Regions from separate parts of the Homo sapiens genome. Here regions 2 and 3 are each linked to region 1. Evidence: chromatin loops called from intact Hi-C (ENCODE). Cell type or tissue: gastrocnemius medialis. All regions are shown on one strand.

The links. Hi-C counts contacts between places; a loop is a spot of excess contacts. Peaks named below come from ENCODE experiments on the same cell type or tissue, not always from the same donor. Only the 100,000 strongest peaks of a DNase experiment are listed, where the experiment ranks them.
Region 2: a loop joins it to region 1, with 23 times the contacts of the local background. A loop is called at or near these places in 44 of 110 quality-filtered maps.
Region 3: it touches region 1 in a loop (18-fold over the local background); 28 of 110 quality-filtered maps call a loop at or near these places.

What each region holds. Positions count from the first base shown.
Region 1 is chr3:187,709,691-187,717,690 of GRCh38, reverse strand. It overlaps LOC100131635 (hCG1645011-like), which reads right to left. Exons shown (of 3, transcript NR_034062.1): 2 at 1,951-2,069. It also overlaps a transcript of RTP2 not described here. Among named protein-coding and RNA genes, the nearest start is that of RTP2, 11 kb to the right of the region's middle. In gastrocnemius medialis, CTCF peaks have their summits at 2,898 and 3,106 (motif pointing right); a DNase peak (open chromatin) is centred at 3,099; H3K27ac peaks cover 1,100 bases.
Region 2 is chr3:187,215,821-187,223,820 of GRCh38, reverse strand. It overlaps LOC105374260 (a long non-coding RNA gene), which reads right to left and starts at 795. Exons shown (of 3, transcript XR_007096209.1): 1 at 1-795. It also overlaps a transcript of MASP1 not described here. In gastrocnemius medialis, a CTCF peak has its summit at 3,481 (motif pointing left); a DNase peak (open chromatin) is centred at 3,475.
Region 3 is chr3:187,613,151-187,621,150 of GRCh38, reverse strand. No RefSeq gene overlaps it. Among named protein-coding and RNA genes, the nearest start is that of SST, 53 kb to the left of the region's middle. In gastrocnemius medialis, a CTCF peak has its summit at 4,633; no DNase peak of the experiment used is centred here.

The DNA.
Region 1 (8,000 bases):
AAAAGTGGCCTTCTAGAAAGACAGATGCCCAGGCAGGAGGACTTTGGAGTCTAGGAAGGAGACCTAGTGGGGTTTACAGCCCCTGGGTACTACATTGCTCCCAAACGTTTGGGGTCTAGCCCCTTATTAAATGAGGCTGACTCATTTAACCCCAGATGACAGCTGCTCAACATATCTAAAAGATGAGTTTCCTGGGTCTTTCTTTCCCTTTAGGACCCCAAGAAGGCAGGTTGGTTATGTAAATACATATGGAGTTGGGATCACAGAATATTGTAACTGGAGAGAGCTTAGTGATAATAATTCTTCCATAGGCAAGGAAACCAGGCCTGAAAAGAAAGGTGACATGCTTAAGGTCACACCAAGAATTCTTATCAAACATCACCTGACTCCCAGTGAGGTTTGTAACGTGGTTCCAGCCCTCAAAGGTTCGTAGTCAAAATCACAAAACAAAACATGGACATATATGGAAGGAAAATTACAAGGAAACACCAAAATATATAAAACTATGGCTAATAAATTATGTTCCTCAATGAAAACATATAGGCACAGGGAGGGAAACATCACACACTGGGGCCTGTCGGGAGCTGGGGGCTAGGGGAGGGATAGCATTAGGAGAAATACCTAATGTAGATGATAGGTTGGTGGGTGCAGCAAACCACCATGGCACATGTATACCCATATAACAAAGCTGCTCATTCTGCATATGTATCCCAGAACTTAAAGTATACTAAAAAACTGATGTTCCTATGGATTCTGCATATCTTGAGAAGGGGCATGTTCAGAATGGCAAATTGTCCATTCACGGCAGTACAAGGTGGACAGCCATGTTGAGCTGGTGGCCCATGGAGAGGCTCTCTCAGGGTTCTCGTGTGTCTCCCATTTGTTCTGTGGAACTTCAGTGCCTCCTTCCATCTGGACAGAGCTGTCCTTTGATGTCACCAGTAGGAGTCACCTCTAGCGGTGTAATTAGTTTGCCAAGGCTGCTGAAACAAAGTACCACCAGCTGAAATGGCTTAAACCATAGAATGTTATTGCCTCATGGTTCTGAAGGCTGGAAGTCCGAGATCAAGGTGTTGGCACTGTTGGTTTCTTTTGAGGGCTGTAAGGAAGAATCTGTTCCAGCCTTCTCTCCTACCTTCTGGTCATTTCCTGGCAATCTGGCACTCTTTGGCTGGTAGAAGCATCACCTCAATCTTTTCATCTTCACATGGTGTTTCTGTGTTTGTGTCTCTGTATCCAAAGTTCTTCCCTTTTTATGAGGTCATCACTTGTGTTAGATTAAGGCCCACTCTAATGATCTCAACTTAACTAATTATATCTGCAACGACCCTATTTCCAAATAAGGTCACATTCTAAGGTACTAGAAGTTAGGACTTCAACGTATGAATTTTGTGGGGACATGATACAATTCAACAGAGGCTGTTCATGGGAAGAAAGATGAAGAAAAATGCTCTCAGAAAAGGCACCACCCTAGCTTCTCGTTTTCACTTTCTTCTCGCTGTCAAAGACTCAGGGAATTGAGATTTGGAGAGCCTTCTCATTGCCAGTAGGCTTTACACTCACGGTCTCAATTACCCTCACGACAACTCACTGAAGTGGGTTTGTCTTCCCTCTTTACAGATGAGGTGAATGGGGAACAAGAAGGTCATGGCACTCAGCTAAGATCAGGCAATACGTCTCTTTTTTCTTCTCTAGCTAGTTTTGTCTTTTATGTCACTGGTGGGTCTCTGTCCAAAAGAGCACGACAGGACAAAATAATTGTGCTCTGTGAACGACACACTTTGATCATGCAGATGGGAGAAAGCTGTAGATCTAGGTAGGTCTTTAAGAAATAGGAATCACCAAGAACTTACATACCAGGCCATCATGGGCTTGACAAAAACCTCAACAAGAACTGGAGACTATTATAGTTAATCATGTCTTGAATTATCATGGAGTATTTGAGCTTACCCCACTGATGGTCTCATCCAGCAGTTCTGTACCATAGGAAGATTTCAGACATTCTGCTTCTTGCTCTCCAGATGATTCTGACTTAGAACCAGTGGTGAGAATTCTGATCGAATCCAACTCTATCATAAAGGAAAGGAAGCCAAGTGACATTAAGCAAAGAAATTCTATAAGGACTAGGACACAGCTCCCCCAAGGCCTATGCCAGTATTAGTTCCTCGGAAATAATACTACCATGATTTCCTATTTCCAGAAACCTCAGTGCTGCCACTAAATGGTTACCTTCTTCATATACATTCATGTATCTGATTACTTCTTTGACAGAACCCTGGCGGGGGGAACCTTATATCAATGAACAGGAATTATAAAGAGGAAGAACTCAGCTTGATAGAATAAAGGATTTCCTGTGTCTAAAGATGGAACGGGCTTTGGGTGAGCATCTGAACTCATCACTGAAGGTGATTTAAGCTTAAGATGTGTGGTGAGTTGGCAGCAATCTTGGCTTGCAGGGAGGGTTGGATTAAATGACTCTAAGGTCCCTTTCAAACTTGAGATTACACAAGATCCTACCCCATTTAGAAACTGATTTTAATCATGGCGAGGGATTCAGAGTAAGTGTTTCCTCCTAGGAGTCTCAGGACAGCAGGGCCATGGAAGTCTGGGGGCCATTTGCGGAGGGTTGTAACCTGTAACCTGTAACCTGTAACCTGAATTGCCCTGCACTCCAGGGACCAAGTTGTGTCTTTCTTTGTTTTTTGTTTGTTTGTGTTTTTTTTTTCCTAACGTACAGAGGCTTACAGTTTCATACATATCATTTTCTAATAGTGAGGCTATAATCTATCTCCCATCATTTCTACCTGGTGCACCCTATTCTTCAGTCACATGGAGAAGCTCACCATTTCCCAAACCTGTGAGGCTTCAGTGTCTTTGCAAACACCAAGACCCCTGCCTAGCAAGTCTCTTTTCTCCATTTACCCTCCCTTCAGTCCCTCTCTTCTTCCAGCCTGTGAATTTCTTCAGCCTGAACAACTGTGAGCGTCTGTACAGGTTTGTTGAGTGACGGAGCAAAGGAGTGAGTGCATGATTAAGGGTTCCTACTGGTCCCTGCTTTCTCTGAGGCTGTTCTACTGGTGCATTCTAGCAAATAGCCACAAGGTGGCAGGGTAGACCAAGCAGTGAAGGCTGTAGGTGCCACTTTTTCTGGCTCCAGGGAAGCAGGAAGGTATAAATGGGGCCAGTGCTATTTTTTGAGTTGGTCTCCTATGGCTTTGTACCTATTCTCTTTCTAAATCCTCTTCGTCATCTCAGCAGAGCCATTTAACAGAACTGACTGAGGGGCTCTGGCCCCCAAATCTTTCTTTCGGAGATCTACTTGAATGTGTGTAAAGTTCCACTCTGAATCATTCCTTTGGGGATCAGGAATTTCCAGCTCTTCTCGAAAAGGTAAGGGGTTATATCTCAATTCTTGGGCAAAAGAGGCCAATTCCTAGTAGAACTGTGGAGAGAGGCAGGGGTTTATGATATGACACTAATCTAGTGTCTAGTATAACAAACTTTACAAATCACAAAAGCCTTTCATCTCCAAGGGTTCACTTAATCCTCACCACAATCTCGCCAGTTAAGGAAGCAAGATATCCCATTTGGCAAGTGACAAAACTGAGGTTCGGAGAGGAGAGCCTAAGAACACCTGGCTAGCGGGTGAGGGCCGAGAACAGACCATTTGCCTTCTGACTTGCTGTCAGACACTCAGCTAGCACAGGCAGTAACTTTGTGTGTCAGTGGTTGAATTAACAAAAAGGTACACCTATCTTTGTGAGGCAGGAGAATAGGGTCTGGAGACAGAGAACCTAAGGCCAATTTGCACTGGTTTCCTAGAACTGAATAAAAAGGAAAACCCCATCTCTCCACACCCAAGTAACAAAAGGATCCGAGGCTACTCCCTTTGCAACTTGCTCCCCCCACCCCTCCTGCTTTTCTGCCTTGCAAATTAAAAATGAAAGTACCTCTGATTGGTCCCCTCCTGCAACCAATCAGACTGATTGTAGGCCTAGTCTTCACTTGCATAGGGTGTAACTTTGTAACTTCATGTTAGCCTCTGATTGGTCACCTTCCATGTCCAATCAGATTGGTTGTGAGCCACTACTTCATTTACATAGGGTGTGAACCAAGTAATCAATGGGAAGCCTCTAGAGGGTATCTAAAGCCCAGAAGATTCTGTAACCAGCGTTCTTGGGGTGCTTGCTCAAGCCCACTGCCAGTCTGTGGAGTATACTTTCGTTTCAATAAATCTATGCTCTCTTTGCTTTATTCTTTCATAGCTTTGTTTGTGCATTTTGTCCAATTCTTTGTTCAAAATGCCAAGAACCTGGACACCTTCCACTGGTAACATTTGTGTACCCTTGAGCACAGCTTTTTCAACTCACAACAGTGTAAGGAGAAAATTTAGGCTTTTAGGGTTGGTATTCTCTTAGGGTCAAAATTGTAAATTCTGGGAGTAGACAGAGAGGAAGCCACTGGGACATGCCATGGCGCCCACCACCTGCATCACAGTGTAGGCCCGTGTCCCTGGACGGCTGGTGCCTAGGCTGTGGGCTGGGTACATCTCAATCTCCTCCCTGCTCCCCTTCAGTGCTGAGGGCCTGAGGAGGTGCCCCTTAAGCACTGGTCTCCTGATTACACTCAATGACTCTGGGTGGTTTTGGGTGGGAGACAGCATCAAATCCCTGCTGTCCTGGGCCCTGCCACAGTGAGACCCAGAGCAAACAGCTTTCGCCTTGATTGAAGACCAGGCTCTGCTGTTGACCAGCTACTGGCCTTGGTCAGGAAACTTACCGTCCCTCAGCCCCAGCTTCTGATTGCAAATGCAAAGACTGTATAGGATAATCTTCAGGACCCCTTTTGGAAACAGTGACAAGGACTTTTCTGGTCAAAGTAACTGAGTGATGGAGGTAGGAGATTGCTCTCACTAGGGGTGTTCTGGGAATATAAACCATTCGTTGAGACCGCAGAGTTCTAATTCCTCGGGTCCAGCCCTTTCTCATCTATTGTTCCCAAGTTTTCCTGCATCCAGGAGACGAACATGCATGGACTCAGGACTTAGAGTTTTCTTATTCATGCCTCCTGATATTTTCACAATTCAAAAGGGGCTAACAAAAAGACACTAGTTATCAGAAATTCTAAGCCATTTTTCAGCTCACAAGGGGCTCAAAGTTCCTCTACATGTAACAATATGGAACTTTGCTGAGACACACTTTGTCTTTTTAAAAATAGTATCTATTGTTCTGAATTTAATTTCAAAGTTAAAATATGTTAAATATACATAAAAACTTGAAAAACAGCTATGACAAAACATAATAAATAACATTTATTAGACATTCACCATATACTAGGAGCATTTAAAAGTTTTTTAAATTTTTAAATAATTATGGACTCACAAAAAGTTACAAAAAATAGTGCAGAGAGGTCCTGTGTACCCTTCTGCAAGTTTCCCTCAATGGTAAGGTCTTACCTAACGATAGCACAATATCCAAGCCAGGAAGTTGACTCAGTGGGTATAATCCACAGACCTTATTCAGACTTACATCGTTTTACATGCACTCGTGTGTATGTGTATGTGCGTATGTGTGTGTGTGTGTTTCTATGCAATTTTGTTGTATGTGTAGATTCACATGGCCACCACCACAACCAAGATATACAGCAGTTCCATCATCTCGAAGACCATTTGTGCTACCCTTTTATCGTCATCCTGTTTCCCTCCCTTCATCTCTAACCTCTGGCAACCGCTGATCTGTTCTCCACCTCTATAATTTTGTCTTTTTGAGAATGTTCTATAAATGGAATATATAAGTAGAAAAATAATATTAAATAACATTTACTGAGCACTCACTATGTGCCAAGAACTGTTTTTGGTTCTGTGCAAGTATAAGCTTATTTGATCCTCTTCGGAACCCACTGTAATCATCTCTTTTATTATTCTTACTTTACAGATGTGGAAACTGAGATTATTACCCAATTTTATGCAGCAAGTCACTGGCAGAGCTGAGAGGAAAATCAAGATCTGGCTCTAGACTCTGAAGTTGTAATTATCATATTATCTCTCTAAATTGAGTCAGCATAAATGTTTAAGAATTAAATACAGAAAAGCATAATTAAGAAAGATCAACAGTAGCCTTAGAAAACTTCAATGGATTGGTGCCATACAGACCACATTCTCTAAGAACAGTACAATTAAGTTAGAAATCAACAATAAAAAGGGAACTGGAAAAATTCCACTTGTTTATATATTTTTAAAAAATTCCTTCAAAACAACTCATGGGTCAAACAAGGAAAGCTGAGAGTTTACTTCTAACCGGAGAGCAGTGGGTTCCCTAATGGCATAGTGCATGGTGCAGGTGTTGATTTCTTCAAGGCTGAAAACAAATAAAGGTAAGACTATCTCTGCCCCAGACTGAATCCATGAGGGCAGGGACCATGTTTCAGTCATGCCGACAGCCTCAGAGCCTCACCTGACAAGGTGTTAATAAATGCTTACTGAATGCATTTAAAAATAGACACCCCTGGACACCACCCATATTCCCTTAGATCCTAAAGCGCCAACAAAGCTGGAAGACTCTTTGAGCCATTGGAATCAAAAGCACACTGAAACCAAGACAGAGATGCATAGAAACAGCAGAAGGGGTGGCTATGCATATTAGGATCAGTGAGAGCACTTTGCTTTACATGGTGCCTTTAGACATCCAAAATCTCAGCAGAGAATGGGGCTTCAGAGGTCAGCACCTTTGAAATTTCTAATTCGGCACCTAGAAAATTGATGCTCAGGGTACTAAACTGATTTACCTAGGGTTATTACAAGTTTGAGATAAGAATCTAGGTCTCCTGACTCCCCATAAAGAGCTTTGTGCCAACAGAGTGGACCCTTGACATCGCCAGAGAATTTTTGCCTACACTTTCAGGAATCCTCAAGTCGAAAACCCAGAAATGTTTGCAAAGGTTTTCAGGCTTTTACTGAAATCCCATTTAGAGAGAATTATGGTGTATTAATCCGGGTTGTCCAGAGAAATGGAATTGATAAGTACTATATGTGGGGTGTGTATATGTGTTTGTGTGTGTGTATGTGTATTTGTATGGTTCTCCATATATTTAGGTAATATATACACACATATACACATATGTATATCATATACACACACATATATATATATATATGCACATATACACACACCTAAATATATGGAGAACCATACATATCATATGGTTCCCAGGTTCTTCAGAGAAACAGAACCAATAAGATAGATATTTATGTGTGTGTGCTTGTATAGGATATACACATACATATAATATATGATATATATATATATATATATATATGGATATTTAGGAAGACATTTATTATGAGGAATTCGCTCATGTGATTGCAGAGGTTGAAAAGTCTCACAGTCTTGCCAACTACAAGCTGAAGACTCAGGAAAGCCAGTGGTACAGTTTGAAGGCCTGAGAGCCAGAGAGCTGATCTTGTAGATTCCAGCCTGAGTCTCAAGGCCTGAGAATCAGGAGTTGAGGGCAGGAGGAGATCAATGTCTCAGCTCAAAAGTCAGGCAGAGAGTGAATTCAACCTTCCTGCATTGTCTTTTTGTTCTATTCAGGCCCTTAATGGATTGGATGATGCCCATCCACGTTGGGAGGGCCATCTGCTTTCCTCAATTCACCAGTTCAAATAGCTGATCTCTTCCAAAAACACCCTCACAGACACATCCAGAAATGGTGTCCAAGCAGATATTTGAGCACCTCTTGGTCAAGCGAAGTTGACATATAAAATTATTCATCATACATGTGTTGCCAATGCATGTCCTCTCACAGACACATCCAGAAATCGTATCCAAGCAGATATTTGAGCACCCCTTGGTCAAGCGAAGTTGACATATGAAATTATTCATCCTACATATGTTGCCAATGCATGTCCTCACATCATGTTAACATTTTTTTCAAATTTTAATGATGTTTCCTCCCTCTTTAGATAAACATTTCACACAGAAACAGTATTTTATTTATTTATT
Region 2 (8,000 bases), 490 kb after region 1:
AACACTGTTTTCAGTATCCAGGCTCTTTTTCAAATGAGAAAATAATTGCTCTGTCAGTGCTCAACCCACTTCCACATTGCCCCACAGATTTACCAACTTCATAGACTTCTAGAATGTCAACTCTGAAAGGGGTTTTAGAGAATACCAAGTCCAGCCTCCTCATTTTATGGATAGGAAAACAGAGGCTTAGAAGGGGAGCAGAGAGGAGGGCTGGCTAAAGGCACCATAGCACATAGTGGACTAGGCTGGGCTTTTTATTTATTCGCTGTTCTTGATTGAGCACCTACTATGTGACAGCATTGCTATAGGCACTGTGATATAGCAGTGACCAAGAATGAGATTCTGCTCTCATGGACCCTAGGTTTCAGACTAGTTGAGGGTGGGACAGAATAGAAAACTAAACAAGTAAGCCAGTAACACATCATAGAAACCAGTGCCCCTAGCTCTGCTGCAGGTAATCTGTAGCCCAGCTGCCTTTCACGTCTTCCTCCCCACCACACCACCTTTCTCTGAGAAGAACAATCCAGTCTTTCCTCCACAGAAGAGGATGATGGAGCTGCAAGCTGCACCCCTCCAAACACCCCACAGATAGCTTCTCTGTTCTCACAGTATCTTCTCTCCTCCAGGAGCCATGGTCATCGTCAGCGGCTGGGGGAAGCAGTTCTTGCAAAGGTTCCCAGAGACCCTGATGGAGGTGAAGTTCACTTTATAACCTACAGACAGTGACACCTCAGCTCTGCACTGGGCCTTCCTGCTCCGTATTGTTCCCTTAGGGATTTTGAGGCTTGGGTGGGGGTTGGTGAGTGGGAAACTAGGAGCCCAGACCCACCTCCAAAGTTCAATGGGACTTTGAACCCCAGAAAGCTTGATTTGTTTGTTCTACATGTCATGGACTCTAGCCTCTAAACACGGTTAAGTTTTTCTGGTAGCTTATTAAAGGCTTAGCTTATGAAAATTCTCCCAGAAAACAGCAAGTTTAGACACCCCCATGGTGACAATCCAGCTGTGCACCATGAGAACTGTACACCAAATTGGCCAGAATGAGCCAGGCTCTTGAGAACCACAGTCCTTGCAGTAATGAACTTGGCAGTTACACTTAGAAGTTCATATTCCTATCAGTTCAAGGAAAAAAAAAAAAAACACTTAACTAAAAGTAAGGAGCCATAGTTTCAAGTCTTGGCTCCCACTAACTTGCTGGGTCATCTGAAGCAAGTTATTTTGCCTCTCTAGACCATAAGATACTATTTCCAACTGCAGAGTTATGGGGCAACACGAGCTGCCATCAAAGAGTTGCTTGGCTCTGATATCACCGGGGCCTATGACTGACACAGCTAGTTTCTAAATTCTTCCACATATATTATTTTGACATATTTTAAAATTTGGGATTTGCAACAACCATTCATCCCTTCATTCACTAACTCCCGGGGGTCTATTTGGTGTTTCCTTGGTACCAGACACTGTACTAGCTACTAGCTGTGCTGGGGTAAAAGGATAGATCTGGTCCCTGGCCCCCTTGGGCTCATGGTCAAGTGGAATGGACAGAAAGTAGTTATGGATGTGATAAAGGTGGAGAGAGAGAAATGCAGGATGCTCCAGAACATATGAAAGAGAATCTGATCTTGTCTCAGGGGTTCAGGAGGCATTCCCAAAGGAAGTGATGCTGAAATGATACCTGAACGATGAATCAGGTGCTCAGCAGTTGCTGAGGATCTGTCCTCAGGACCACCCTGCCCTGGCTTCCTCTCCCCTTATCCAGGGAAGGCCATGACCCAAGAGGGATCTGAATGGCCTCTGGTTTCCTCCCAGCAAGGGCAACAGGAGTTGTCCATTTAGAGAATATGGCCCATTCAGTTCTTGATTTGACTGAAAGAGAATCATATGTTTCCTCTTTTTATTCCAGACATCTACTCCAACAGTTACCCCCACACTGGATCAAGGGCAATAATAGTCACAATGCCTTATTTTTATGTATCGATTTTGCTGCATTGCAAAAAATATATATATTTTCTGGGTATCTACTAAGCTCCAAGCAATGTAAGATAGAAATGCATAAAATACAGATCCAGCATCGAGACAGATGCTCATACTGTAGAGAGGGAGGACAACATAACAAAGTGCTTGCTGCAAAGCCAGCAGTGATAACTCCACAGTAGCTAATATTTATACAGTGTGTGTAGTTTACAAAGCACTTGTTCCTGCCTCTCCTCTTTGTACAATGATTAGTATATCAAATACTGCAACCTCCATTTTTCAGATGAGGAAAAAGGGTCTCAGAGTCTGAAAAACAATGAGTAAGCCACATGTTCTAGGTCCTACAGTAGGGGTGAGACAAAAGAAAACCAAACTTCATTTTTGTATACATTGTCCTATTGACTAATACATCTCCTAGGCAAGTATTATTACCTCTATCTTACTGAAGAGAGATCTGAGGCCCAGAGAGGGCATGTGACTTGCCCAAGTTCACACAGCCAAGGTCTTCACAGCCAAGACTGCCCTAGAACACGGGCCTCCTGATTCTCCATTCAACTGTTCCTTCACCTGTAGCATGGGGCAGTCTCTTAGATCAAGTCTAAGGTAGACACAGGTCCGTCCAGGTATGGAGTGGAGAGGAGCCGTCTTCAGGGGTGTCAGAATAGCAGAGGCTTCTCAGCCGGGGATGAGGACCAATAACAGCTTTGTGTTCTAGATTGAAATCCCGATTGTTGACCACAGCACCTGCCAGAAGGCTTATGCCCCGCTGAAGAAGAAAGTGACCAGGGACATGATCTGTGCTGGGGAGAAGGAAGGTGGGTTAAGAGGCTGGCATACAACAGGGGCGCTGCCAGCCAGGGAGTGGTGCAGAGCCAGCAAGGGAGCACAGAGGCCTCCCAACCTGGTGGGCTGGCAGTGTGGGGGCGCGGGGGACTGGAGGAAGGCCGTGGGAGGAGGGATTCCACAGGAGAAGATGCATCGGAGAAAAGATATTTACAGGATGCTCATCATTCCCTTCCCAAGTTCAGTGTTTCCCTTAAGAAAGAGGCCTTGGCCGGGCACGGTGGTTCATGCCTGTAATCCCAGCACTTTGGGAGGCCGAGGCGGGTGGATCACCTGAGGTCGGGAGTTCGAGACCAGTCTTGCTAACATGGCGAAATCCCATCTTTACTAAAAATACAAAAATTAGCCGGGCATGGTGGCAGGTGCCTGTAGTCCCAGCTACTCGGGAGGCTGAGGAGGGAGAATCACTTGAACCCAGGAGGTAGAGGTTGCTGTGAGCCGAGATCGTGCCACTGCACTCTAGCCTGGGTGTGACAGAGCGAGACTCCATCTCAAAAAAAAAAAAAAAAAGAAAGAAAAAAGAAAAAGAAAAGAAAAGAAAGAAAGAGGTCTGAATCAGGGCTTTTTAGAATCATTTGAGCTCTGATGCGGCCTGACCTAGAACTGCCCAGAGCTGAGGTTTGGGTCCAACGGTCTGCTATGCCCTCTAGTGCCCAATTCTCTGAACTACAACCCATACATGGGAGAAGGAGACTTGGGCTGGGAAGGGGCATTTTATCTTCATCTATGTCTCTTTTTCACCTAGGGGGAAAGGACGCCTGTGCGGGTGACTCTGGAGGCCCCATGGTGACCCTGAATAGAGAAAGAGGCCAGTGGTACCTGGTGGGCACTGTGTCCTGGGGTGATGACTGTGGGAAGAAGGACCGCTACGGAGTATACTCTTACATCCACCACAACAAGGACTGGATCCAGAGGGTCACCGGAGTGAGGAACTGAATTTGGCTCCTCAGCCCCAGCACCACCAGCTGTGGGCAGTCAGTAGCAGAGGACGATCCTCCGATGAAAGCAGCCATTTCTCCTTTCCTTCCTCCCATCCCCCCTCCTTCGGCCTATCCATTACTGGGCAATAGAGCAGGTATCTTCACCCCCTTTTCACTCTCTTTAAAGAGATGGAGCAAGAGAGTGGTCAGAACACAGGCCGAATCCAGGCTCTATCACTTACTAGTTTGCAGTGCTGGGCAGGTGACTTCATCTCTTCGAACTTCAGTTTCTTCATAAGATGGAAATGCTATACCTTACCTACCTCGTAAAAGTCTGATGAGGAAAAGATTAACTAATAGATGCATAGCACTTAACAGAGTGCATAGCATACACTGTTTTCAATAAATGCACCTTAGCAGAAGGTCGATGTGTCTACCAGGCAGACGAAGCTCTCTTACAAACCCCTGCCTGGGTCTTAGCATTGATCAGTGACACACCTCTCCCCTCAACCTTGACCATCTCCATCTGCCCTTAAATGCTGTATGCTTTTTTGCCACCGTGCAACTTGCCCAACATCAATCTTCACCCTCATCCCTAAAAAAGTAAAACAGACAAGGTTCTGAGTCCTGTGGTATGTCCCCTAGCAAATGTAACTAGGAACATGCACTAGATGACAGATTGCGGGAGGGCCTGAGAGAAGCAGGGACAGGAGGGAGCCTGGGGATTGTGGTTTGGGAAGGCAGACACCTGGTTCTAGAACTAGCTCTGCCCTTAGCCCCCTGTATGACCCTATGCAAGTCCTCCTCCCTCATCTCAAAGGGTCCTCAAAGCTCTGACGATCTAAGATACAATGAAGCCATTTTCCCCCTGATAAGATGAGGTAAAGCCAATGTAACCAAAAGGCAAAAATTACAATCGGTTCAAAGGAACTTTGATGCAGACAAAATGCTGCTGCTGCTGCTCCTGAAATACCCACCCCTTTCCACTACGGGTGGGTTCCCAAGGACATGGGACAGGCAAAGTGTGAGCCAAAGGATCCTTCCTTATTCCTAAGCAGAGCATCTGCTCTGGGCCCTGGCCTCCTTCCCTTCTTGGGAAACTGGGCTGCATGAGGTGGGCCCTGGTAGTTTGTACCCCAGGCCCCTATACTCTTCCTTCCTATGTCCACAGCTGACCCCAAGCAGCCGTTCCCCGACTCCTCACCCCTGAGCCTCACCCTGAACTCCCTCATCTTGCAAGGCCATAAGTGTTTTCCAAGCAAAATGCCTCTCCCATCCTCTCTCAGGAAGCTTCTAGAGACTTTATGCCCTCCAGAGCTCCAAGATATAAGCCCTCCAAGGGATCAGAAGCTCCAAGTTCCTGTCTTCTGTTTTATAGAAATTGATCTTCCCTGGGGGACTTTAACTCTTGACCTGTATGCAGCTGTTGGAGTAATTCCAGGTCTCTTGAAAAAAAAGAGGAAGATAATGGAGAATGAGAACATATATATATATATATTAAGCCCCAGGCTGAATACTCAGGGACAGCAATTCACAGCCTGCCTCTGGTTCTATAAACAAGTCATTCTACCTCTTTGTGCCCTGCTGTTTATTCTGTAAGGGGAAGGTGGCAATGGGACCCAGCTCCATCAGACACTTGTCAAGCTAGCAGAAACTCCATTTTCAATGCCAAAGAAGAACTGTAATGCTGTTTTGGAATCATCCCAAGGCATCCCAAGACACCATATCTTCCCATTTCAAGCACTGCCTGGGCACACCCCAACATCCCAGGCTGTGGTGGCTCCTGTGGGAACTACCTAGATGAAGAGAGTATCATTTATACCTTCTAGGAGCTCCTATTGGGAGACATGAAACATATGTAATTGACTACCATGTAATAGAACAAACCCTGCCAAGTGCTGCTTTGGAAAGTCATGGAGGTAAAAGAAAGACCATTCTGGTATGAAGGTTTTGGGGGAGGAGATATCAATCAAGAAGGCTTCCCAGAAGAGGTGACTGGACCAGAGCCTTGTCCACAGGTAAGACGGAGGAGGCCTTCCACATGGAGGGAGAACAATAGTAAATGTCCACTCAAGATGTCCTTTATTATACCAGCTCCTCCCACAAAAACACATGTCCAGTGGACTCTTTTTCTGGGATCAGAACCAACACCAAAAAGAGCTTTTCTCCTTAAAGTTAGAATTCTAAACAGGACTTGAAATGGCCTCAAGGTTTGTGCACAAATACTGACTTCTGGCTGGACCCAGCTTATTCTGTTTATTTCTCCAATTGCAATTTCATCCTTATCCTGAGAAAATGTCTAAATAGGCCATGGAACCCAGGCTTCCCCGTGACCTACAAGCACTTATTAGCTGTGCCAGCTCCTGCACTGCTGCTAAGGTCCAAGAAACCCAGATCTCTCACAGAGCCATAGAAGCAGAGGGCTGGAGTATCTGTGAGGACAACAACCTTGTCTAACTTCGCGACCTCATTCTTGAGCATTTCTACTGATGAGAAACTCACTACCCCCAATTGCAGCTCATTCAACTTTAAAATTGCTGCTTTTTGAATCACTGATTGTGAATATTAATTTAAAAAAATAAGTAAGAAAATGTTTTAAATGTGCTGCCTCTTTAAAAGGTCTCCTCTTTGTGCAACCAAAACCCACCTCTCTAGAATACAGTTTGTATAACTGAAGCTATAATTTCATACCATGAGTGCTGCTGTTAGCAATAATAATCATGCCCGGATTTTATTAACAACAGAAGCTGTTGCTCGTATGAAAAAACAAACATTAGTTCTAATAAACATCTGCATTGAGTCAAAGCTCCCTGTTTGTTTGTATGTCTTTTATGCACTGATGATTATAGTGAGTTGCTTTCATTTACCAACATTTTGTTGTATTCGTGTAGGATCACTGTACCATGAAGGGAGAGAGACTATGATGGGAAGATTGTTGTAGATACAAAAGCATGTCTTAGGTTTTTGGGTCAGTTCTGTTTAAATACCTGTCCTATTATTCCTGTAAATTATCAAAATATCCCAGAATGTCAATGTTTCTGCATCCACATTACAATTATTAAATGCCACTCATTTATTAAATTTACTATTATCAGTGGCATTTAATAAATTTGAATCATATGTTCAGTGTTTGGTTTAGAAAATATGGTGCCATGTCTATGAGTGGCCTGTTCTGGATTGGAGTACATGCCTTCTTTCTGCCTTGAGTTAATCTTACTCAATGGAGAACAAGAATCAAAGAAACACCACCACCAAGAAGCCCTTCAAGCTAGAGTTGGGCAAGAGTCAGGGAGGGGAATGTAGACCACTCATATGACAGAGGTGGAAACCAATCTTGGTCTAGAATAAGTCTCAAAATCAAAAGACTTGAATTCTAGTGCAGCGTAGGTTGACTCCCTTATTTATTTAATTTTCCCATCTCTACACCGCTAGAATAACCTCTCTCCTGAGGCTGTTGAATCTGATGAATTAGCAGATAGGAAAGAACTTAGAAAATTATAAGTTCACTCAAATGTAAAAGGTTATATGGGAAATAATCACCACTAACATTTTTGAGTACTTACTATCTGCTTGTTATACACATTCTCTAATTTAATTTTCACAAGAAAATTCATGAAAGGACTATACTTATCCCCCTTTTACAGGTGAGCAACCTGGAGTGCAGTGAAGTGTAAAATGTGGGCCGACTTAGGAGCACAAATACCCCAGCAACAATGAGCACTCTTAGTACACAGGTCTTGGTTTCTAAAATATCATCATCCGATAAAAGGAACACAGGCTCTTTGAAGAAATGACTGATTCCGGGATTGGGGCAAGAAACACACAAGCTGAGACTGGAGCATCTTGCAGTCCCAGAAAGTGAAGAAACGCTGAGGATATGTCAAAGGGACACAGGAGCCAAATGAAAGAGCTTCCACTGGCCAAAGCTGGAATGTTGAGCAACAAAGCAACATAGCATTGGATAATAACCCAAAGTATAAAATAAATATTCATGAGTACATACTTATGTGACTAAATTATTGAACAAATAAATCAACTGGAAGAATAGACCAATCTCCCCTTGAAAAAATGCAAAATCGTGCATCCCTCCAGAGATGCAGCATGAGTCCCCATCCCTTAAGTGTTGGCAGCACATAGTGATTTCTTTCCAAAGAATATAGTATAAAAGGTGGGGCAGGACACAATCATTCTGCTGTGCAGAAGCCTGATAAACACTACCTCAGCCGGGTAATCAAGGTTAATACAAAAGTGTTAAGTCACATGGAT
Region 3 (8,000 bases), 97 kb after region 1:
CAATAGAGAAGATAAGAAAAAGAGGCAATACAATGTAGCCAAAGGAATATTACACTGGAGAAAGAAAAATCTGCCATCAGCTTCCTACATTTAATCACTTTACATTTATGCAGAAATCCTTCAACATTTCTGAGCATTAATTTCCCAACATGCAAGGTAGAGGCATAGTACTTACTTCTTCTTCCTTTTGCAAGGTTGTTAAAATCAAATTATCTATGATTTGCACACCGCCACTCTGGGTGCGTGTGTTAGGTTATGGTTATTCCTCTGTGAGTGTCAGAGAGCCCATGCCTTCCCTCCACATTCCTTACTATGCCATGCTCCTCCAGGGAGTCAGCCCTTATATCAGAGGCCACTGTGACAGTGGCTTCATGTTATCAAGAGTGGGCGATCTTTGCTGGTGTCTGAAAGCCAAGGTAAGCATCTCAGGCAAGCCTTGGGGGTGCTTAGGGCTGAATATTCACTTGTCTTCAGCAGAACAAAAGGCAGCCCTCCATCCTGGCCACATTCATGATGGATTAAAAAGTGTACTCATGTCACTTCTCCTGTGGGCCTCAGATGCCATCTAACTTAGTCATAGTGAAGGTGTTTCATCTAGCACTCGGCCAAAATTCAGACTCAAGCTCTCCAACACTCAATGGATTAAAAAATGTCAGAGCTGAAAGCAACCTTTGATCATCTAGTCTACCTCTGATTGTGTAGATAGGGAATCTAAAGCCCAAGGAAATTCTTACCCCAGAATAAGTCACAGTTAATATCACAAAGAGGCCTAGGACTCAAGGCTCCTCACTCCAGGTGCAGGGCTCTTTGATTCACACCATGCAGTTGCAATTCAACAAATAGTGAGGGCCTACTGTGTTTTAGACACTGGGTCAGACTCTATTAAGTTCCCAAAATGAAAAGGCCTATTCCTGCTTGAAAAAGCTAGAGAGTAATTCAGGTGATTTGCATGCAAATAAACAACTCGAGTCCAACTCTAGTCTAGAAAGGCTTTATCCTATACCTCTTTATATCACTATCTTTCCAAAAGTTAGTGTTGAGCAAAACGGGCCAAATTTCTAACTCTTAAAGCTTGTTTCAATATCTCTAAAATGGGGACATTATGTATTCATTCATTCATTGACTGTCAAATATTTATTAATACCTACATACCACATTATTCATAACTAGGGCTGTACATCATCATTAGAACTTCAACAAAACACGCAAACTCAGGTTCCACCTCCAACAGACATACTGATTTAATAACTCCAGAGTTAGATCTAGAGGATTTGCATCATGAACAAACTAACTCAGGTAACCATGACAAGCAGCCAAGTTGAGAATTCATGGTTTACCATATATGAGATACCGTACCAGACACTAGGATTGTGGAGGTATACAAAGCCTACACTTGCTCTCGAAGAACTCACAGTCTAGTTGGAGGTGGGGAGTCTGGAAAGATGGGTTAACTGGCTATGATATTGCAGTCTGATAAGTGTTATGCCAGAAGCAAACACTAGTGCTGCAGAATATAGCCCTAGGGCACCTAAGTCATCTTAGAGAATTGGGTAAGGCTTTCTGGAGTTGGTTGAGCTGAATCTTTAAGGATATATATGAGTTAGCTATTAATACTTGGATGACCTGGGTGATGTGGGTAGTTCAGGGACAGAGAAAAATAGGAAGACAAAATGTCATTTAATGTGTTCAGAGAATTGCAAGAATGAATGGGAAAGGAGTGGCGAGAGACAAGGCTGAGGAGGAGGGTAGGGGTGAACCCTAGCAGGCCTTTATCCTCTGGGCAATGAGGAGAAGCCAAGGATTTACTTTAAGCAGAGGAATGACATGATTCAGTTTGAACTTCAGCAGATTACTTTGGCAGCTGTGTGGGGAACAAATGGGGAATACATTGGGAAAGACAGAGGGAGAGAGTAGGTTGAGGTAGTGATAGTTCTGCTTGTTGTCTACACCAGACTGTTGGGAGATGCTGTGAGATGATGGGAAATCACTCGATAAATAGTATCCCTCTGCAGAAAAGACACATGTGCCATTACTTTCATTACACTTCACGACTTTGAGCGGAGTCAGGGAGTCACAGTTAAAAAGGAAAGGGACTGAAAAGGTGGTTGGTGGAAGAGTTAGAGGGGAGGAAGGGAGGGAGGCAGGAAGAGGACAGAGGAGTACTTGGTGTCAAATGGTGTTTAAAATATTCTTCTTGCATCACACTAGCTCTTAATTGGTACCAACCACTGAGGGGCTGATTGATCCCAGCAAGAGTCCAGCAAAACAGATAATTTCTTACAAGCATCTGAAATTCATGAACTCTGTGGGGTCCCACACACCAACGCTTTGTTGTTGCTAAAGTCTGAGACTTCCTTGAAGGGATAAGTATCCAGGGGTGGCAGGGTTTTTTATTTTTTCTTTTCAAAATGCAGAATATGTTTATGTAGTTAATGCCTGTGGTCTTGCTGAGCAGATGAAAAGACAATACAGCAAAGAGCTGGGCTACCAAGCTACTTATTAACGTAATGGACTCATTAAAGAGCTGTTATGGCTAGAAGGATGTGTGCCGTAAATCTAATTTTGCATTAAGGCCTTGATATATAAAAGACTTGCTTACCACACACTCAGGGTTTGGGTCAAAGGAAGTTACCCTCTAATGTTGCCTGTCATTTACAACTAGAACATGGGTTCTCTTCAGATTTCTTGGGCATTTATTTGCACAGTGGGAAGGCAGACTACACTTATTGAGAACCTAACTATGTGCCAGGTAGTTTGTCTTTGATTATTTTCCCTTAGAAGCCCTATCAGGATAAATACTTCTCTTTCTCAGATTTGAAAACGAACCAAAAAAGACTACATCATCTGTCCGAGGTCCCACTAGTAAATGCTTTGGAGAGTTATCTGGGCACCAAGACTACAGAGCTTTTGAGTTAAGGCATGGTTTTGGCTGCTCATTGAATTACTTTTACTGACATTGGCATAGTACAGACAAAGCATTTTATTTATTGGAAGTGTGTAGATATCGATCACAACAGTATGCTCTTTATGACGACTTTCAGGTCTCAATACTGGGATATACTTGCTGTTTCTGGAAGCCAGTTTGTGTTTGTCTCCTAGAGAAAACTTGATATATCAGAAAGTTGTGGAACTAATGCGCAAGGCCTTGGCACCCTGTTAGATTAAATAGGACATTAGGAAATTCTTTGCGGATGCTAACCCTACCCTGGGTTTCCCCTTATTTTGTTATTGAATGTTTTTCTAATCTATTTACTGTAACAACAACAATGATGACATACACAACAACAAAAACCTTCTCCTTATTCTTACGGTGTTGAACAGGCTGCCTCATTTTTCTCTTGGTGTGTTTAATCTTCAACTCACACATGCACACACACACACACATGCCTCTTTCTGTGCTGCTTTTTTTACACTATGCCCTGGGACAGATTGTGTGTATGTGCATTTGTGGTACAAGTGTCCTTATTAATTCCAGGTAGATCCATGGTGAAGGCTAACACATCCTGTTGAAGTTAGTTAGTGACTTTATGACAAATATCCGCCTGCTGTTAAAAATGTGATATCATGCAACACAATCTTTAGATGTTTGTTCTCGGTGACGTGAAAGCGAGTACTGATTTTTTTCTCCTTTGTAAACCATTTGGTTGTCATGTAGACTCAAGCCTTTTAAAGAGAATAACAGAAACACCCTGTTAATTTGTCATGGAAACGGATGAATCTGGACCTCACAGTCCATTAGGGAGACAGACATGTATGCAGATAAATTATGATCAACGTGATGCAATAAGGATACGATTCTAGTTATAGAGGACTACCTTATAGTTTACATCACTTTCTCGTATCTATTAGTTTATTTGATCCTCACAATGTGGTGGCCATGCCAAGAATGAAAATCCTGTTTCACAGATGGGGAAATGGAGGAACAGAGAATTACATGTCCTGTTTGGCCTGAGTCATAGTTGAGAATTAAACCAGTGCACTTTCTCTCTTACATAGTGCTCATTGCTTGCCGAGTCAGAAAGAGATTCTTTTATGCTTGACTCTAGGAAAGCAAGCAAGACACTAAAAACTTGATAAAAGAACAAACAACAGAACAAGTTGGTTTAATAACAGATTTATTTCCCGTGTCAAGTGTTCTGCCATTTTCACAATACTCATCAATTTCCCAGAGCATCTGAGCAGAAAGATCATCCATTCTGGCTTCTGTGAAATAGATTTGCATCTTGATTCTTTCTAGACCTTTCTCACAAAGAGTAGGCCCCATTTATGGTGGTTCCTCATTACTCGGATGGATGATGTGTTCAGCTGTAAGGACACTGTTATTATAAATAGCAAAATGGCAATTAATACTCTCCTCAACTCTTACGAGTTAGAAGCCTCCCAGGAACATCCATTTCAGGAACTTTCATTTCAAAGGAAATGCCGTCAATAGGAAATAGTTATTTAATTTCCAAGCAGGCTGAGAGCTTTTCTATTTAAAAGCTTCTACACAAATATAAGTGGATTATTATATTAATCATTTTTAATAAGGCAGTTGAGGCAAGAAACTGCCACAGAATAAAAACAAACCAGAAAACCCACCCCACATCAAGAAAAGCACGTTTTAGGCAAATCTTAACAAATGAGACCTTGAGTTTTGCTGCCCCCTGCCTGTGGCAGATGTATTTGCTAGGAAGCCCTGTGCCCTTATTTGGCCACCCCCATGTCTTGTAGTGCAGTAGAGAGAAGAACCATGAGCCTGGTATGGCAGAAATTTTGTGAAGTTTGGAGCCAGACTCTGAGACAGACTCTGATTATCAGAGAGTAATCCTTTGTGAAGATAATGTTACTAACATCATTGGACCAGAGAAAAAGATGCCTCTTTCTAGACAATCCATTTTCTCTCCATCAGAGTAGTTGCTGTGAGAAAAAAGGTTGTAAAGCTTTTGAAAGCAGCTAGCTACCTTGGAAGGTTTTATTCACTAAGCAAAAGGCAAACTCCATTTTGAAGTTGTCAGCATGGGCCAATAATGATATTTAGATAAACTCTACTACTGGTGAATTAAAAATTGGTGTAATAGATTTATTGATTTCCAGAGAGTTTCAACTGAGGCAGCTTCAATTTTTATCATTGGATTTCTTCACAAACTCTGTGCTGTCATCCCAGGTAAAGTGATCCCAGCTTAATCGACAATTGTCTTCTTATAGACATTTTATGTAGGAGATGCTGCTTATCACTCACAGCCACACTGCAAGGAGGACATAAATCTCTAGTAATGCATGTGGACCTTTTCACATACTTGAAGGGGGTAGATGCTCACACACATCCCAGCCCACTTCCTTTAGAACGCAACCACACACTGAAGAAAGAGCTATTTGAAGTGTAGAACTGCCCACTATGGGCTATTCACGAAACTTGCAGTGAGCCAAACTTCTCTTTTGCAATAATTTAATCAAATGCATGCAATGGTTTGTCTTTAGAGGACTTCAAAATGATGTCAGATGAACACTTAGGGATGCTGGCTAGAGGGTTCAACTCTAAGGTTTCCTCCAACCCTGAGGTTTTATTATAACATTATCCTATGCTTTCTAGCTCTAGCTCTGCTCTTGATTTTGGTAATCTGAGTAAATAAATTGGAAAGTCCTTTCTGACTTGAGAATTTTACAGCTCTTCTGTTCTTTGAGATCAGTGGAAAGCATTATCTTGCCGATAAATTCCTTGGAGACATGTCACACTCACCTTGGCACAATTGATCATTTCTTTCTTAATAGAAAGTCAACATTTTCTTCATGAGAAGAGTTATTGGTATAATATATTTTCTGAAATCTCCAGGACTCAAGAAATAAAAGATTCTTTTTCATATCCTTTCAGTATAAGGAAGGATTTCTTAATTATCAATATAAACCCAGGCCAGAAAATGGGGAATATGGAGATAATAAACAAAATTCACCCCAATTCCATCATCATAACCCAGCTATTAAGGCTTGTCCACCTTGTCCATGACATATCCATAGTGTCTTGAACAGTGCCTTGCCCATAATAGGGCCTTAGTGCTATTTGGTAAAGGAATTAGTGAATGAATTATAATTTTGATATATTTTCTTTTAACCCTTTCCCTCATGCATATTTTTCATAGCTATATTCATAACATTTATGATGGCTTTTGTACCTTGCTTTTTCTTTGTTTTATGTGCCATTATAGAAAACATGCTCACTGGGGCCATATAGTCCTCTTAATCATCGTCTCTAATGGCTAAGTAATATAGCGAGCACTTTCTAACGTAGCTGCCTAAAGATTCAGTGTGTTGCTTACAGAACTAGTGTTTTCCTTAACCCTAGCAGTGTTCACGCATAGGCTGGATACTCATGTATCAAGTATGAGTTGAACTAGATGCATGGCTTTAAGACCACTTTCCAGTCTAAGACTTACAAACTTTGAGGACCAGTCATTTTGCAAAAACTAACAGGCTTTCACAAAACATCACTATCAGGAATACAAGCATTTCCAAGAACCACCCCTTCCCACTCACACATCATATTCCTTGATACCCACTACTAAGTTTGTAATGTAAATTTGAAAAACTATGGAGCGTTACTTCCTTAGAAATAGCCACTAGTTCAGAATTTCTTTTGGATTAACAAGTAATAAGGAAATTCCTATGTGTCAAGTACATTTTGAGATGACTAAACCTCAATCTCTGATCTCAGAGTATTCAGTTAGCAGTTATTAACGCTGTATTAGACATTGAGCATACAAGGATGAGAAAATACCTCTGTCCTGTGGAACTCAGAATTGACAATGAGAGGAAGGAGTTGAGGACTGAGAATAAGAAAATAACCAAGAGAAAATAAGGTAAATGCTACAGAAGAGTCATGTGGAAGGGGCTGCCTTGACTCCCAAGAGAGCTAAGTTAATTCTGCATAATGGAGTAATATCTGAGGTCAGAAAGCCAAGACATGTAGACTAACAACATTTAACAAGGAAGAAAGAGCTAAATGTCTCAAGAGAGGATGGAGGAAAGTGGGAGGTTTTTGTTTTTTGTCTGTTTGTTTGTTTGTTTTTCCGAGAGGTGTCCAAGAGGGATCCAATGCCACGGGATATCCAATTACACTTCGACAAGGTTTATGACTGGATGTGAGGATGGTAAAAGGGTTCCATTATGATAGAATAAATCCAGTAAATAGTGTCTGTGTTTAGATCCCCAGGACACAGTGTTTGCCTTTGTTTAATGGTTTAACTTTTTACTTGTTTTCCCTTTCTTTTTTTTTTTTTTTTTTTTTTTGCCTTTTCGTAGCCAGAGGAAGAATTTGCAGCAGCCAGCACACCAGCGGCTCTGGTGTTGGCTTGGGAATGCATAAGTGAAACTGGTCCACCTTCAGCTATGCTCTCCTTCCTTTGGAGCCAGACCAGCCAACCTGGAATCAGCACTGAAATTATGCCCAGAGCCTCCTCCCTGCTGCTGCATGCCAGGCAGCCCCTGTCTTGCCTGGCCTAATGTACCTCTCTGGGAGACAGTGTGCACTGGCATTTCTGCCCAATGGGACATTACCTGCCTGGGCCTCCGGTAAAGAGCAAATCACTGTTAGAAAATTTGAAATGGTTGCAGAACTCAGGAGCAGATGGCCTTCTCTCTCCACTGGGAGGGAAGAGACGAACCCCAGAGGAGAAAGAGAAGTTTTCTCTTTCAGAATGGCAGAAAAATGTATCTTCATAGAAGCAGCCATAGATGACCATGGCAGGCAGTGCTCTTGGAGAAGGTCCATGGTAACTGCCTGTGATATAGAAGTGGACAAGGGAGGCCACAGCAGAAAGTGGCCCATACATACCCTGGTTCATGCCAGGCCAGAGCCCTGAGGGTGCTAACAGGGACCCTGAGCTTAGAGGTAGAAAACCTCAGTCCTAGCCTTCTGATTCCAGATTAAATAAGATAGTGATAATAAAAAGTAATAACAGCAAACATATAGAGCCTTTTTTATGCACTAGGCCCTGTTGTGAGTGCTTTTACATACATAAATTCTT